Regions from separate parts of the Mus musculus genome. Here region 1 is linked to region 2. A link is a loop called in an ENCODE intact Hi-C map of the cell type or tissue named here. Cell type or tissue: left cerebral cortex. All regions are shown on one strand.

What was found. Hi-C counts contacts between places; a loop is a spot of excess contacts. Peaks named below come from ENCODE experiments on the same cell type or tissue, not always from the same donor. Only the 100,000 strongest peaks of a DNase experiment are listed, where the experiment ranks them.
Region 1: it touches region 2 in a loop (3-fold over the local background); 16 of 42 quality-filtered maps call a loop at or near these places.

The regions. Positions count from the first base shown.
Region 1 is chr9:54,435,478-54,443,477 of GRCm38, reverse strand. All of the region lies in intron 13 of Dmxl2 (Dmx-like 2), which reads left to right. Among named protein-coding and RNA genes, the nearest start is that of Dmxl2, 62 kb to the left of the region's middle. In left cerebral cortex, a CTCF peak has its summit at 5,034 (motif pointing left); DNase peaks (open chromatin) are centred at 4,204 and 4,880.
Region 2 is chr9:54,544,067-54,552,066 of GRCm38, reverse strand. Sh2d7 (SH2 domain containing 7) reads right to left here. Exons shown (of 6, transcript NM_173778.4): 6 at 7,048-8,000. It overlaps Cib2 (calcium and integrin binding family member 2), which reads left to right. Exons shown (of 6, transcript NM_019686.6): 3 at 2,175-2,286; 4 at 3,587-3,734; 5 at 5,983-6,178; 6 at 6,583-7,273. The coding sequence ends at 6,604. Among named protein-coding and RNA genes, the nearest start is that of Cib2, 12 kb to the left of the region's middle. In left cerebral cortex, a CTCF peak has its summit at 4,335 (motif pointing right); a DNase peak (open chromatin) is centred at 4,341.

The DNA of each region.
Region 1 (8,000 bases), 110 kb after region 2:
AGTAAGGGAACTGATTCTGATACAGATCATGCTGTCTGTGGATTAATGTTGCTATTAAGTTGAACTTCAATGCATTTTCACAAATTGTCATGGTTAATTAGTTCTACTGAGAGTACGTCTCATTCTTGGCACAGAGAGGGCCACAGATAATTAAAGATAATCAAGGTTTTGTAAACCTGGGCTTTCTTTCCCCTTAGGAAAAATTTGTTTCATATCTGACCACAAGTTTTTCTTTCTTTCTTTGTGTATGCGTGTGTGTGCCATTGTGTGTGTGTACAGAGGCCAGAGGAAGGCATTGGTTGTCATCCTCTGCCACTATTTTCCCTCTTTCATGAGGTAGGATCTTTGACTGAACCTGGAGTTAGGCTGGTGGCCCACAGTCTGGCAGTCCTGCTTCTGTCCTCCTTGTTAGTGATGCACTGCTACCACTAGACCCAGCATTATACAGGATTGGGGTCCAAACTCAGGCCCCCAGGCTCTGCACCTACACTTGTACACACTTAGCCTGTAATAGATAGTTCGTCTGTCTGTCTCTCCCCCCTTCCTTCCCTCCCTCTGTTCATCCCATCCGTCTGTCTGTCCCTTCCTTCCTCTCTCCTTCCTTCCTTACCCTTTTTTTGGAGGCAGGTTTTCTCTGTGTATCCCTGACTGTCCTGGAACTACTCTGTAGGCCAGGCTGGCCTTGAGCTCACAGAGATCCACTACCTGGCTAGCCCTAACAGTTTCTTAATTGTTTTACATTTGACCTTGGCTAACCTGAGCATGTTGGAGTGGTATGGTGCTAGGAATAGAGCTGTGCTACAGCCTCTTAAATCTGTTACTGGTATGTTTGTCACTCCCACACGCTCTGCAAGTCACTGACTCACGTTTACTTGACCATCAGTTAGTGTCCCAAGGTCTTCCGTGAGTAACTCACATTTATTCCATTGTATACGTGTACAGTTGAATTTGGGACTCAAATGTAGACATATTTCCACTATTATAGTAATAGCCCAACCTTTTACTGTCTTTTTGAATCTAGAATCTTACATTCAGTGTATTTGATATTGCTTTGTACTTAATGCTAATTGTGTGTTTGTCAATTAAAGATGCTAAGCAGAACAGGTTTGAATAGAGTCTAGCAGTATATCTTTAAACTCTTTATAGTTTTTCCACTATGTTCCAACAGTTTCTCTGGAGGAGCCTGTCTTCTACATAAAAAGAAGGAAGTTAAATGTATATGCATGCTACTATTTTGAGACAAGGTCTTGCTCTGCAGCCCAGGGTGTTCCTACACTATCACCTTTTATCTTCTGAGTCCTGGGATTGTAGGTGTGGACCACCACACTTTACTTCTCCCACACCATTTGATACAAAACATCAATGATACTACATAGATAGCAAGTTTCTTAATTTGGCTTCTCTAAGCATGCTATTTCCTTTTTAAAATGTAATGATAACAGGGATTGAATTTAGGACTTTGTTATATGCTAGGCAGACATGCTTCCACTGAGCTATCTCCTAGCCCTTTCTTTTTATTTTGAGATAGTCTCACTAAATTGCTCAGGCATGCCTCGAACCTGTTACTGTCCTTCCTGCCTTGGCCTCCCATGTGACTGCCCAGGCAGGTCTTGAACAGTTTACTGTCCTGTCTTAGCTTTCTGGTGTTGTGCCAGGGAGCCAATCTGATGCAACTCACAGCAGGGAGTCAAAAGCTATTTAAGCTAGCTTGGGTCCCCCCAGTGCACCACTGTCACTTAGGATGGTTTTGGTGGTGGAGGAGCCCGAATGTCTATGGGGCAAGACTTTATAGTAATCAGCAAGCAGGGAATATGTGTGCAAGCATCTAATTAGAAAGCTACTGTGGCCTTTAACATAATTGGCTGGTGCTGGGAGTCATATCATAAACTTAATTTCTGTTCTCCTCTGCATTGGTTAGGCAGGGGTTCGGCTTGTGCAGGTTAGTTGGGGGGAATAACCTGGAGACATTGGTTTTGTTATGGGGTGTAACCTGGAAATTTGGGTCTTGTTGGGGGTGTAACCTGGAGATTGGGGGTTATAACCTGGAAACTCTGCTCTGTTGGGGATTAATTAGCTTAGAGACTAGAGCTAGGCTCAGGTTCTGTTGGGGGGCAACTTGGAAACAAATGCTAGATACCAGTCTGTGAGTCTACCTGAGTTCAAACTTAGGTCAGGTTCTCTAAAATGGAGTCTGAATTTAAAAGCTTTGGCATCTCACTGGGTGGCTGGGACTATATGCCTTTGCCATCAGCAGCTTGCCTTGTTGTGCCAGGCAGCATTTGTGAACCCAAAAGACCACCAAGGAGCTGACTCTAATGCATTAGGAGACATTAGGATCTCTTTATTACAAACTTGAGTTTGGGCTTACTCACTGCTGACCCATAGGATAGTTGGATGAAGCAGCCCCGAACTCTCATCAGGACAAGGTTTTATAGAAAATGGAAGTAAGGGAGGGGGCGGAGGTCCAGCCTGGCAAGATCTAATCGAATGTCTATTGTAAGCTGACCGGTGGGTGCTCTGAAGCAAGATGCATACAATCATGAACAGTCTGAAAGCACATCTGGAACAATCAGACTAATCTTTGATTGATTGTTGCTAGGAAGTAGCTAGGGAGTAACTCTGGCCAAGGACAAGCCGTGTAGTCCTTCCTGGTACTTGGGTGCAGTTTGGGTGCAGCTGTGGGCCAAGTTTTCAGGCCTTTTCTTCCTCCCTCCTTCCCTCTCTCCCTCCCTCCCTCCCTCCCTCCCTCCCTCCCTCCCTCCCTCCCTCCCTCCCTTCCTTCCTTCCTTCCTTCCTTCCTTCCTTAGATGGAGTTTGGTTCCAAGATGGAGTAGGTTTGGCCTCTCAGCCTTTGATTTTGAAAAGTAGCCATTGGTCTAGTTTTACTTTAGTCGCTGTGGCTCCTCTTGGCTTAGGGGTTTCAGTCCTGCTTTATGGCCTGCATTATTTGGCCTTTATGGTGAGTTCATTAACTATTGCTGTTTGTTTGTATTGAGAGGGTTTTTAAAAAGGCTTTTGTCCTTATGAATATTTAAGTGCTATAATTATTTCTTTCATAAATGGAGTGTTGCCCAGTTTATGTGTTGCTGGCTATTGAAACTAGAGCTTTGCATACACTAGGCAAGCATTCTCCAGACTGATTCCTCCTGGGTAATTTTCTTGGTATTTTCAAGGAGCCATGTTTCATTGAACCTTTTGTTTCTCTGTTTTGGTTTTTTTTAAATTGATTTGTCTGCTTTTATCTTTATTTCCTAACTTTTTTGTTTGTTTGTTTTTTTGTTTTTGTTTTTTGTTTTTTTGTTTTTTGTTTTTTTTTCGAGACAGGGTTTCTCGGTGTAGCCCTGGCTGTCCAGGAACTCACTCTGTAGACCAGGCTGGCCTCGAACTCAGAAATCCGCCTGCCTCTGCCTCCCGAGTGCTGGGATTAAAGGCGTGCGCCACCACACCCGGCTTATTTCCTAACTTTTGCTTGCTTTAGGATTTTCTTCTTTAAATTTATTCTTCTGCCATATATTTTATCCTGGCCTAAGTTTCCCCTCTTCCCTGTCGTCAGTCCCCCTCACCCCCTGTTCCCTTTCCCCCAGATCCACGTTTCCCCTAATTCTCTTCAAAACAGGGCAGGCCTCCCAGGGACATCACCCAAACATGGCATATCAAGCTTCAGAAAGACTAGGCACCTCCTTCATATTAAGTCTGAATGAGGCAACTCAGCAGGAGGAAAAGTGTAGCTTTAATTTTTTCAAACCTTATTTTTAATGATGGTTCTTAAACACCTTCCTTGTAGCCCACATTTAACCAGAGTAGTGGAAAAGAAAGGATAGGGGGTTGAGAGTTGGTGTGGGCGGGGGACCTGTTTAGAAAGTTTCTTTGGAGTAACTTCCATCTGTGTTGTTTGGAAATTGGCAGTTCAGTTCACAGGTTAGCAGGCAGCAGCAGCTCCATCCACTCATAAACACTTCATGACTACACCAGCAGTCCAGTTTGGTAGAGTCAGGTTAGCAACAGTGGTGACATGACCTAGCAGAGACAGGCAGGCCTCAGCCTCAGCATGAGTCAACAGGAGGGACCAACAGGAAAACCAGGAGACGTTCTCAGCTGTGCCTCTCTCACGAGTGTTGCTCAGCTAGTTCTACCAGCAAGCTAAACTCTCTCTCTGTCACTCCATGGAGTCCTTTTTATACCCTCCAAATATCACGTGTCCTCCATGTGCCTTGCCTGAGCACAGTTCTTGCCTCAGCACATGCATCCAGTCAGCTTGAGTCTGCAGCAGTGCCAAGAACCTGCAGTACACCAACAGATGTTTTTTGGTGCCTTTCTCTCTATGGCATCCCGGCAAGTGCATCTCAGCTATGCAGTGTAAGGCAGAGCAGTGCATTCGTGTTGTTAGCAAAGAATCCTTCATCTTGCACCCTTTCATGTGCTTGCTTCAGCAGAACATCCTCTCTGCTGTGTCTGCTTCAGCGAAACGTTCCTTCATGATTCTGCCTTAGCCTTTCACACCTGTGTCCACTTTAACGAAATGTTCCTTCATGTGTTTGCCCCAGCAAAACACCATCCAACCGACTTTCCAAAGAACCCTTAAGTTTCCATTTCAGAAAAGGGTCCCAGAAGCAGGTAAAAGAGTCAGAGACAGCCCCCACTCCTACTGTTAGGAGTCCCACAAGAATACCAAGCTACACAACTGTAACATACATTCAGAAGACCTAGGTCGGTTCAATCTCTGTGAGTCCTTATAAGCCCAGGTTTATTGATTCAGTGGGTTTTCTTGTGGTGTCCTTGGTTCCTTCAATCCTTCCTCCTCCTCTTCCACAGGATTCCCCAAGTTCTGCCTAATGTTTGGTTGTGGGTCTCTGCTGGATAAAGCCTCTAATTACAATTATGCTAGGCTCTAGAGTAAGCAGAATATCATTAGGATTCATTTCATTGCCTATTTCTTTCTTTACTTTGCTGGATGTATTTGGTTTTATTCTAGGTCTCTGGGGTATCCAGCCTCTGGGCTGTGTCAGACATGGTCCGTAGCTCCCTCTAGTGGCATGGGTCTCAAGCTGGACCAGCTTGGACCACTCCCACAAATTCTGTGCCACATTACCGCAACACATTTTGTAGCTAGCAGCTTACCTATGTTTTTTCTCTTTAGTTTTCAGATTTTGTAGCTGGGTTGGTGTCCCAGTCCCTCCACTGGAAGCTTTGCCTGCTTACAGAAGATGGTCAGTTCAGGCTCTGGCCCCATTATCTGTAGTTTCCTAGGCCTTACTTGTCCTGGGTTTTCTTTCTTTATGGGGAGAAGAGCTTAGATTATTAACTTGAAATTTATTTTCTAAATTAAAATTTGTTTTGAGATTAAATAATCTCAATTTTTATTTTGTGTGTATGGATGCTTTGTTTGATGTATTTCTTATCAGATCCCCTGGAACTGGAGTTACACACAGTCTGGAAGAGTAGTCGTTGGTCTTAACCACTGAGCATCTATCCATTCTCCCAAGTTTTTGTTTTTATTTATTTTTATATGTATGTGTAGTGTGTGCATGTGGGTTTGTGTACAGGTGTGTGCTCAGGTGTTCACAAAAGCTGCAACTGTGCAGCTCTCTCTGCATTTCTTTTTTTTTTTAAGATTTATTTATTTATTTTATGTATATGAATATACTGTAGCTGTCTTCAGACACACCAGGAGAAGACATGGGATCCCATTACGGATGGTTGTGAGCCACCATGTGGTTGCTGGGAATTGAACTCAGGGCCTCTGGAAGAGCAGTCAGTGCTCTTACTCTTAGCCCCTGAGCCATCTTTCCAGCCTCTCCCTCTGCATTTCTTGCAAGTAGCTGGACATGTTTGAGAGAGAGGGAGATCTCTTCTCTGCTGTGCCCACTGGTCAGAGTCTCCTTTCCTGGTAGTTTTTTACTGCTGCAGTAGAGATGGAAAGGGGCCTTCCAGCGTCTTGCAGGTTTCTGCTGTCTCAGACATGGGAACATTTGTTTATCTCCTGAATCTCAGAAGCTTGAGAAAACTGCTCTCTCGAACTCTCAGATCCTATTTTGAGGGATGCTGCATTGAGTTCTTATGTATCTTTACTGACTGTAAGTGTTCTATCAAATAGTGAAAGGACATTAACGTATCTTAACTGTAATTGTGAGTTTATGTATTTTTCCTTCCAATTTTTAAAAATTTTTATCTCATGTATTAAAAAAAATCTGTTGTTTGTTTGTTTTGGACACATATCTATCTAACTTGATGTCAAGGGTGTCAAAGGTCAGGCCTTCTCAGAGTTTTGGGGAGGATCCTTCCTTGCTTCTCCTGGTTCCTGGTGGCCCAGGGAAGACCTGGCACCAGGAGCTGCTCGAGCCCTCTGAGTCCTTAGAATGCAGAGCCGTTTGTGTTTCAGAGTGCCATGATATAAGGATTCTGGGCTTTGTGTTTATTTCTGTCCACACTAAGTGTAACATGGTCTGTAAAATTCCTGCCATTTGTGCTTATCCTTTTTTCTTTTTTGTTATTTGTATATTCCCCTAGCTACTTCCTCTACTAATCATGAGTAAGAAGGACAAGAAGTTGGCATATGCTTTTCTTATTCCTCAAAATTAGATTTTTCGCAGCTGTTGGGTAAAGTCCAACTTACCCCTCCCCCACCACCCACCATAACATACATAGAAAAGATTTGAATATTTTTATGTAGATGGAGAGGTAGATCTTGGGGACACTGAAAATGTTGGGTAGGGAAGCCAAGTGATCAGTCTGTGTGATGGTTTATAGTGGGTGTGCACTGGAAATATGATGGGAGCGAGGAGTGTGCTGAGGTGAGCTAAATACGTGTAGACAGACACTAGCTAGAGTCCATATAAACCAGGGAAGAGGAACCGACTTAGGAGTTGGTTGAATATGGATACGAAGATATGATGCTGAGGTTTCTAATGCGTTTATGGTTCTGGTATGGCAAGATACTTGGAAGGTATTTATGATTTAATTTGGAGATATATCAAATGTGGGGTTACTGTAATTTTAGCTTAGATCATTATTTTATAGGTAATTGTAAATAAATTAGCAAGGTCTGGGGGTCATGGTGATGCATGCACGATGATGCAGCACTTGGGAGGCAGAGAGTGGAACTTTGAGAGTTCAAGGGCAGCCTGGTTATTTAGTGAGTTCCAGGAGAGTTAGGGATATATAGAGGGACCCTGTTACAACCCTGCTCCTCCCAAAATAGCAGTGTTCCACATTATATAGCAGTGGGTATTTGGAGTTAATTATTGTAAAGACATAACTAAATGTTAATAGATTTGTGCAGGCATTGGCAAATGTATATGTGTGTACCCTAATTATCAAGAAAAGATTCTATTCAGCCAACTGTTTATAAAGACATTTAAAGATGTTTCATATTTTAATATTAATTTATAATTTTATCTGATTATCAGTTATTTTAGTACTTAAAGCATAAACTTTTGAATCTCTGCCAGTGATGCTAGATTTATTCATTCATCAAGTATGTAGGGGCACTTCAGGACGACTATGATTAAATAAACCACAAGTCTGGGATTGGAGATACAATGATTTCACATGTACTTCTGTTACTAAGAGCAAGATTTTAGAGTAGGAACTGTGTAACATGTAATGTGTTTTCCCTCATTAACTCACTGATTTGTTTATCTACCAATATTTAATTTCCATCAGTGACCGCTGTGTGTAAGTTGTGACATGGTGGAAGAATAAGTGTGCACAGTGGTGCAGATGATGAGAGTGTTAAAATTAATAGACATGGGAGGAGGTCCGATCCTCAAGTGTGTGTCTGTGAGGCATATAAGTATGTACATCTACCATATAATAACTGGCAAGGAAGGCTGTCTCAGGGTTTGAAACTAAGCTGACTTTCATGTAGGCAGCTCCTTGAGTTTCTTGATTGAGACCTCATTGAAGAGCATTGTATGAAGCTGAAGTGTGTCTGCAGGTTAAGTTGCAAGCTCTGGTCTGTCTAATGGACACTGTGGACCTGCCCTAGTTCTAAGTGTTTC
Region 2 (8,000 bases):
TACCCACTTGACACCCTGAGGAATTTGCTAAGTGATTATTATTTATTTTCTTAACCTTTAAAAGAATGTATGTAATCGATTTTAATTACTTTTTATTTATCTTTGTTGTACACGGGGTGTCAGAAACTTAAACTGCCTGCAAGGGCTAACCTGCACCATGAGTAAAGGAAGTGGGCCAATCCCTGGATCATTGCTGCAGAAATAACTGCTCCCAGCCCCAGCAAGATCACCAAACAAATGCGCCGTGTAGACGTCTTTCTGTGTGTAAATGTTGGCAAATAGATTTGAAAATTTAATTTAATTCCTTCTCTTCTAAAAATGTAATATATTAAAAAAAAAAAAAAAACCATGCGAGAGCCAGGCACTCCTGTGGTCTGTTTATGACTTTTCAGAGGAAACCATCTTTCTCCTAATGATTCCAAACGCTGCGTATCACAGGCTACATCTCACTCATACTTGGGTTCAACTCGTCTCAGTCTGGTGTCAGTGTCTTTTCTGTCTGTCTGTCTGTCTGTGTTTTCTTACGGTGGTGGGGAGCGTGGGAGGCAGGTGGTTAAGACAAGATCTTGCTAGAGAGTTGGCTGTTTTCAAACCTTTGCAGTACCTGTTTCAGTCTTTGGACTCTGGCTTTGTCCCCGCCCCCCTTTTCCCTCTCCTTATCAGTCTCCCCCCATCTCTCTTTGTCTATTTATTATTTATCGATTTTCGGTTTGGGGGTTTTGGAGTTGGGCTTTGTCGGCTTTTGGTTCATTAGTTGGTGTTTTGTTTTTGAGACGGGGTCACCCCCTGTATAGCTCAGGCTGGTTTTGAACTTGGACTCCTCCTCCTTAGTGGTCGGAAGGGTTCTGTGAACTTCCAAAACCATCCATGGGGTTCCACATCTGTTTTCATGCAGCTAGAGTGGCATGATCGTCATTTCTGGTTCTCGGGGTTATGACAGGACACAGAAGTATACATCTTTTTTATTTGACTCAGTGGAAAGAAGTGACAGAGATGTAGGTCCTCCCTCCCTCCCTCCCTCCCTCCCTCCCTCCCTCCCTCCCTCCTTTCCTTCCTTCCTTTCTTTCTAAACATAGGTTCTGGGGATTGAACTCAGGTCCTTCCCTGACTTTGCTTCAGCCCACCAGAGAGTTTTATGAACTCTGTCCTATTTAGCCCACACAAGTGTGGAAAATGATAGACTGGTTCCAGTTTCTGACTGAAAATTATTCTCTGCAGTTACTCATATTTACCCAAGGTCACCCCACTAGCTAGAGAGTGGTTTAGGCGCATTTCTAACCTCAGCCTGGCTTGAAGCTCCTACTGCAGCAACCCCCACAATTTTGGGGGCACATGCTAATGTCAAGAGGCATGCAGTGTCACCCCTAGTACAGGGGGAGGGGAGTAGATGTTCAGGTCTAGTAAATGTAATCAGAAACACAATGGATCTGTTAAAGGTGAATGAATTAGCTGAGTGTGGCATTCTGAGCCTGGGGAGGCTTCAGGCTGCCCAAGGAAGAGGCTAGCAAGGCCTGCCTATGTGGTGAGACCCTGTCAACCTCTGCCTCCTCCAAAAAGCACATCAGTTGCCAAATATAAATTCTGTTGCAAGGACTTTTATAAAAAAAAAAGGGGGGGCGGCAATGTTCCTCAATGCAGAAAATAACAGAAACTCAGTGTCCTCTTGCCTAGAGTCCAGTTTTTATTTGGCCACGCGGGTGTCTTCTGACCCTCTCTCACACAAAGAATGGGGTTTGGGGGTTTCTCCTTTCTGCTCTATCCCTTGTGACCTTAGGCCCTTTGATGGAGATGTGTTCCTGGAGAGGAACAAAATCAGGTCAGGGTGAGAGGAGAGGAAGAGGAGGGGAGAGAGGGTGAGAGAGACAGAGAAAGAGGATGGTGGGTGACAGTTGCCCAGCAGGGGGATAGGGAGGAAGTATGGGGGTGGGGATAATGGTGCTGGTACATGTCTGTGTTTAGGAAGCAAGGAGGGCCTGGGAAGTTGGGTCATCAGCACAGGGATTCACCAGAACCTGCTCCCCCCCCCCCCCAGGTTATGCCCATCGTGGACAGAGCAGATACCTCCTATTGGCCCCTCACTAGATCCTGGATAAGGACCTAGACGGGGTAGCAACTGGGTCACTGGGGCTCAGGGTTGGCAACCTCTAGTGCCTTTTCCTCTGCTTCTCTCAAAGGCTTCATGCACGGTTCTATGAGCTGGCTCCCAACCTCGTCCCGATGGACTACAGGAAGAGTCCCATCGTCCATGTACCCATGAGCCTCATCATTCAGATGCCGGAGCTCCGGGTAGGTGAGAGGCTGCTGCTGGTGGGTTGGAGCACGGGGAATCCATGTCCAGGCAGGGAGTTAGAGGCCCAGATCCATATTGCAACAATGGCTCAAGCCATTGTGAATGTGTTGCCCTGAACCGTCCACTGAAGCTCTCTGTGCCCCAGTTTCCCAATAGTCATGTTGCATAAGTGAGTGTGGAAGGGTGTGGCGCTTGGTAGGTGTCCTGTGGATTTGTAGCTGCCCACTGCCCAGCCAGTGGCCTATAAACACCTGCCTATCCCTATGTGGAATAGCCTGGGCTGTACTCAGCAAGCCTTGGTCTGTTCTTTTAGATAATTTTTCTTTCTTTTCCCTGTCTGGTCATGGATTCTTAGTCATCTCTAATGACAGATCTCAGACTTGAATTTCTTGGGAGTCTTTTTAGAATGTTCATTTGGATTTGGGCGTGGTATGGGTCCTCGGGCCACTTACTCATGGAAAGTTTCTTGAGTTCTTCAGCATGGCATATAGAAAGGTTACTCCCACAGTAAAAAAGCATTGGGCACAATTCCACGTTGCAGTGGGACTTGGCAGGCCTGGCATGTACGGCTTACAGCAGGGTAAGAGAGCTACATGGCATCGCCTTGGCCCTGCATCTCAACTCTGTCCTTAGAGATGCCGAGCATAAATGCAGCTTAGCCCTAGAAATCACTGCCTGTCTTCTAGAGAGAATGTGAGGCCCTGCAGGGTCCTTGTCTTCAGGTCCCTGGGGATGATTCAGGCTGAGCAGCTGTGATGGAAGGAGTGTGGGTCCTGGACACTTTGGCATCACCAGAAGGAACAGAGGCAGATGCTGGGAATGAGAACTAACAGGCTGTGTGGCTGGAGGCATCAGAATCACCTCTTGCTGCTTGTGTTGGTCCAATTACCTGACATCTTGGGGCCTCACTTCCATTCCCCACTTCCATTCTGGCCTGAATTAGGCTGTACCTAAGGCTTCCTGGAGCAGTTGTCTTCTTTTGCTGGGGACACCGCCCAGTAAGTACAGGAAGGAGCCTCTGAATGTGCCTCTGAAAAATGAGACAGTTGGTGTGCAGGCTCTTCTTGGCTTGCTGTGCTCATGTATGCATCCTGTGTAGCATGGGAACATGCTTGCTGAACCAGGTCCCAGATCAACGCCTTACACATCTAACCTGGCAACTCCTCCAATAGCCGTTAAGTAGATGTGGTCCTTGTCTCTCTGGAGGCCACACATGCAGGCTGTCATAGGCTGCCCTCAGACTGGCCTGAGCCCCCTGCCTTTCCTACCCTAAGTGATGGCTGCGCTTTTCTTCAGGAGAATCCCTTCAAAGAGAGGATTGTGGAGGCTTTCTCCGAGGATGGCGAGGGGAACCTCACCTTCAATGACTTTGTGGACATGTTCTCTGTGCTCTGCGAATCAGCGCCTCGGGAGCTCAAGGCAAACTATGCCTTCAAGATCTATGGTAAGGAAGGGCTGGCAGCAAGACAGAACTGCATTGCTGGAAGGAGCATCTTGTGAGCCATTGCCCCATCCAGTTATTGCTGAGCACACTAAGGCTTGGAGGAATGCCTGCCTCGAGGGCACAAGTCATGCCTGAGACACATCTTCAGAGAGAAGGGGAGACTCACCCACTCGGGGGGGGGGGATAATAAAGTGAGGAATATGGTGTCAGGGACTAGAGGACCAGGGGATATTAGTCCCCTGGGGCAATAGGACAAGCACCCCAACAGAGTGCGCAGCAAGGCTTGCCAATATAAGGAAGGTTTAGGATGTGGTGGGAGGGGTCTGTGAGAGTATAGACACCTAGGCTGTGAGGAGTTTGGGCCCAGTGCTCAGGACCAGGACACTACAGGGTTCAGAGAGGGAAGGGCAGTTGTGTTCTAGAAAGGTCACTGGGAAACTTCCATATGTGAACTAGAAAAGTCAGGCTAAACCTAGGGGCCAGACTTCTTGAGACATGATGATGAGCCAGGAAGAGAGGGAAATCCTGACGAGTCCTCCTTACAGGCCAGAGATAGGGTCATCCCATTTCTCCAGCCTGCTGACTCACTGGCCACTAGAGGGCGCTGGGCACGCCCAATTTTCCATAGCTACATGAAGACTACCACACAGCTTGTTCCCCGTGTCTTGAACGTTTACTAGACCATATGGAAAGACTACAAACCTTCCCACACCTTTGAGAAGTTGGTGGATATTAAAGCAGTGGGCCCATCAAGGGCTATCTGTTAATTTTGTGCTACCATGTTTATTTCAAAGGACTTTGGTTTAGATACACAGTGCAACACATGGTGTTTGCATATGAGAAAGCAGACCCTGCCTATCCACCCTCCATAAATGTATCTTCGAAAATTTCACCCATTATCCTTCAGCCTAGGAACCCAGAGTGATGCCCCTGGGAAAGGCTTGTTGTCTTCCTACAAGAAGAAAATGCAGAGCACACGGAGGTCTCAGCTTTTTACTGTTAAATTGACCTAGGACTCTTATCTAGCCCACTAGGCAGATAGCAGCAGGTCTTTTCATGGAACCTTCTGCAGGCCCTTCAGAAGCAGAGACAAATCCCACCTCATGTCCACTGTGGAGGCCCTCACAGGCAGGGGCAGAGGTGGGCAGCTCAGGTTACACTGAAGAGCTTGTGCTCTAAGTCTGACCATGGCCACGGTTGTGACCTCTGGGAGGTCCTTGTCCTCTCCAGCCCAGCTTTTTTTGCCTGCAGAGTTCAGGCATGGTTTACGCAAACAAGCAAGAGTGGCTCTGGTCTTCATCAATACCATTTATGCCAGCCTTGTGGGCACTTAGAGGGACAGTCTATCTAGAAAATGACGCTTGAAGAGACTTGAAGGCCAAGTGGGTATTTGTCGGGAAGGCATCAGAGGCATGGGAAACCAAGAGCACAGAGCAGGCAGCTTCGCTGGGAGAGTAGGAGAGGCAACAGAGCTAACCACGCTGAGCCTGCACATGGCCCAGCCCACCGGGCCACTGTGTCATGTTCTGGGGATAGTGGGAGTGCCTTTTGCCCAGGAGACCCAACAGTGCCCCTACTCTGTGCACAAAATGTTTGCCTCTCTCTAGGACGATCCTGTATCTCTTGATTTATATATATATTTTTTAATTGACAGGCTAAGTTGTACATGATTACCACATACAACATGCATATGCATTAATTAGTTATGTCTGTATGTGGAGGCCTACCAGAGGTGACGAGGTGCCATTGAGAAAATGTGGGTTTTAGAGTTAAATAGTCCTAGTCAGAATTTTAGCTCTACCTCCAATTGGATCTCCGACTTGGACTTAGGTACTGGCCTTTCTGGGTTCTGTCTTCCTTGCCTCTAGGAGTCCAATGTGAGGTGAGGCCAGGAAGACTCTGGCTTGAGTGGAAAGCTCTCAGGGGGTTTGTATTTGGAACTGCTTGGGCTGTGGCTGTATATACCTTCATTGTGGGGGTTTGTGGGTCCCTCAAATGTTAATTTGTTGCCCGTGTTAAGATATATACCTTGTATGTGAGCTTGTTGGTTCCCTTTAGTGGGGACATGGACCCCAGTGTTCTCTGAGTTCATAGAGATACTTTGGGGAGTCCAGAGGCTGGTAGAGAGTTCAGTGTGGTAGGCTAGGAGGAAGGAGTCATACTGGACAGGACACCTCTGTCCTCGAAGGCCCTTGGAGGGGCTCAGCCCTCTTCTGACCATCTCCTTCCATCCCTCCTAACCTCACAGACTTCAACACTGACAATTTCATCTGTAAAGAAGACTTAGAGATGACGCTGGCCCGACTCACCAAGTCTGAGTTGGAAGAGGATGAGGTAGTGCTTGTGTGTGACAAAGTCATTGAAGAGGCTGACCTGGATGGTGACGGCAAGCTGGGCTTTGCTGACTTTGAGGACATGATCGCCAAGGCCCCTGATTTTCTCAGGTGTTGTTACCCCAGGAGCTGGGCTTGGGTGGGATAGGCCAGAACATTGGGGTCAGAGCTGACTGTCTGGTCTCATGGGATCTCCATAGGCAATGATATAAACAGGCCTGAAGTACCTGGTCGAGCCCTGGCTTCCCAGATACATGACTGGTTCTTATATGATTATTCCCATCATGAGAGGGATCAAGATCACCCATGGTGCACAGGAAAGATCAAGCCTTGGGGGGAGGGGGTGGTTTAGACCCTTCTAGCTGAAAACTGGATAGCTGCTCCTTTCTAGCCTCCTGTGGTTACCTCTGTGCAGCTTTCCTTAAGGAGATGACCAGGGTTAGATGAGCTTTCCCTACTGAGCCTTCTGCTCCACCCACAGTCTCTCATCCTCTCTGTGCTTTTTCTCTCTACAGCACCTTCCACATTCGAATCTGAAGACACTGCCAAGGCCGTGGGGGCCTAGAGCTGCATCCTCTGGCCTGCTGTCTGTGCAGGTATGGTTTCCAAGTGCTCCAGGGAAGGAGCTGTGGCCTCTGGGGTTCTCACCCATGGACATTTCCTGTGGCCCTTTCAGCAAAAAAATTAAAATAAAATAAAATAAAATAAAATAAAATAAAAATCTAACTGCAACAGGGTTGTGAAGAGCAGGACCCTTCCCTGGGCCCCCAGTGGCCTACCCTCAAGACCTGTAGTTCCCCTGTGAGCCCTCTCACGCACCCCCTGCCCAGTCCTTTTCTCACCTAGGAGGGGGAGGTAGAAAAACCCACTGGGAGAGGTGAGGCTGGATTTTCCGTGTGCTGGGCAGACACCCCAGCCACCCAGGGATGAGTGCAAAAACCAACCAAGCAAAGAAAACAGAAAACAGAAAACAGAACCTGGGGCTTTAACAAGCTATGCAATCTTTTACCAAAGCCAAGGCTGGGCTGTACCACCTCCGCCCCCGTACTTTCCCAATGTGAAGCTGTATAAGGTTCGGTCCAAAGGGCTCTGCCCCTGTGTCTTGAACACTACCCCACCCCACCTCCCTGATGACATGGTATCACTTATGTGTGCTGACCTCAGATTTGTGAACTCCTAGAAATAAAACACTTTTTGTGTGCTGCACTCACTCTCCGTGTCTGTCAGCATTAGGAGTGTTCGGTGGCACTCTTTCAGGCCGTCCCTGACACCCCAGTGAAGCATTGCCCTCCGTGTCAGATGCTAACGTTGGCTTCACGATGTTGGGTGAGGATTGTTTCCATTTCCCTAAAAATAGATTTGTCTACCTACAGAGAGCTCACCATTGCTCGGCTCAGGGTTTTCCTGCTAGTCTTAAACTTTCCACCACCCCAAGTAGATGGGGACTTGTAGAGTTCAGAGGGAAAGTGTGTTAACCAAATATCCACCAAGGAGTGGATTTCCCCACAGTGTGCACTGAGCTAGTTCTGCCCAGGGCCTGGGTGGAGCCAGTTGGAGAGGGGACTGTGGTCTTGGTTCCTGCCTCCTGCTTGTAGAGACAGGGTAGAGAGAAGATAGCAGGCCAGTTGCTTGCCCAATGGATTTGGGGACACATGGATGAAGGGGAACAGTACCAAATAAGAACAATCCCTGGAAGAGCCAGCTTGGCCAAGGGAACAGCTGGAGCAAGAATGTCCTACTCCAAAACTGGTGACTCCCAAAAGTCTCTAGAAGTGACATCGCCAGGTTCATGGTGGGTTGCATGGGAGGAATCTGAGCTGCTCCAAAGGTCAGGACTGGCTGGAGACAGAGGGCAGGTAGGGGTGACCTGCTCACATAAGCATGGCATCAGATATCCCCTGATTGGCTCCAGATGCTGCTCAGCTGTACATTC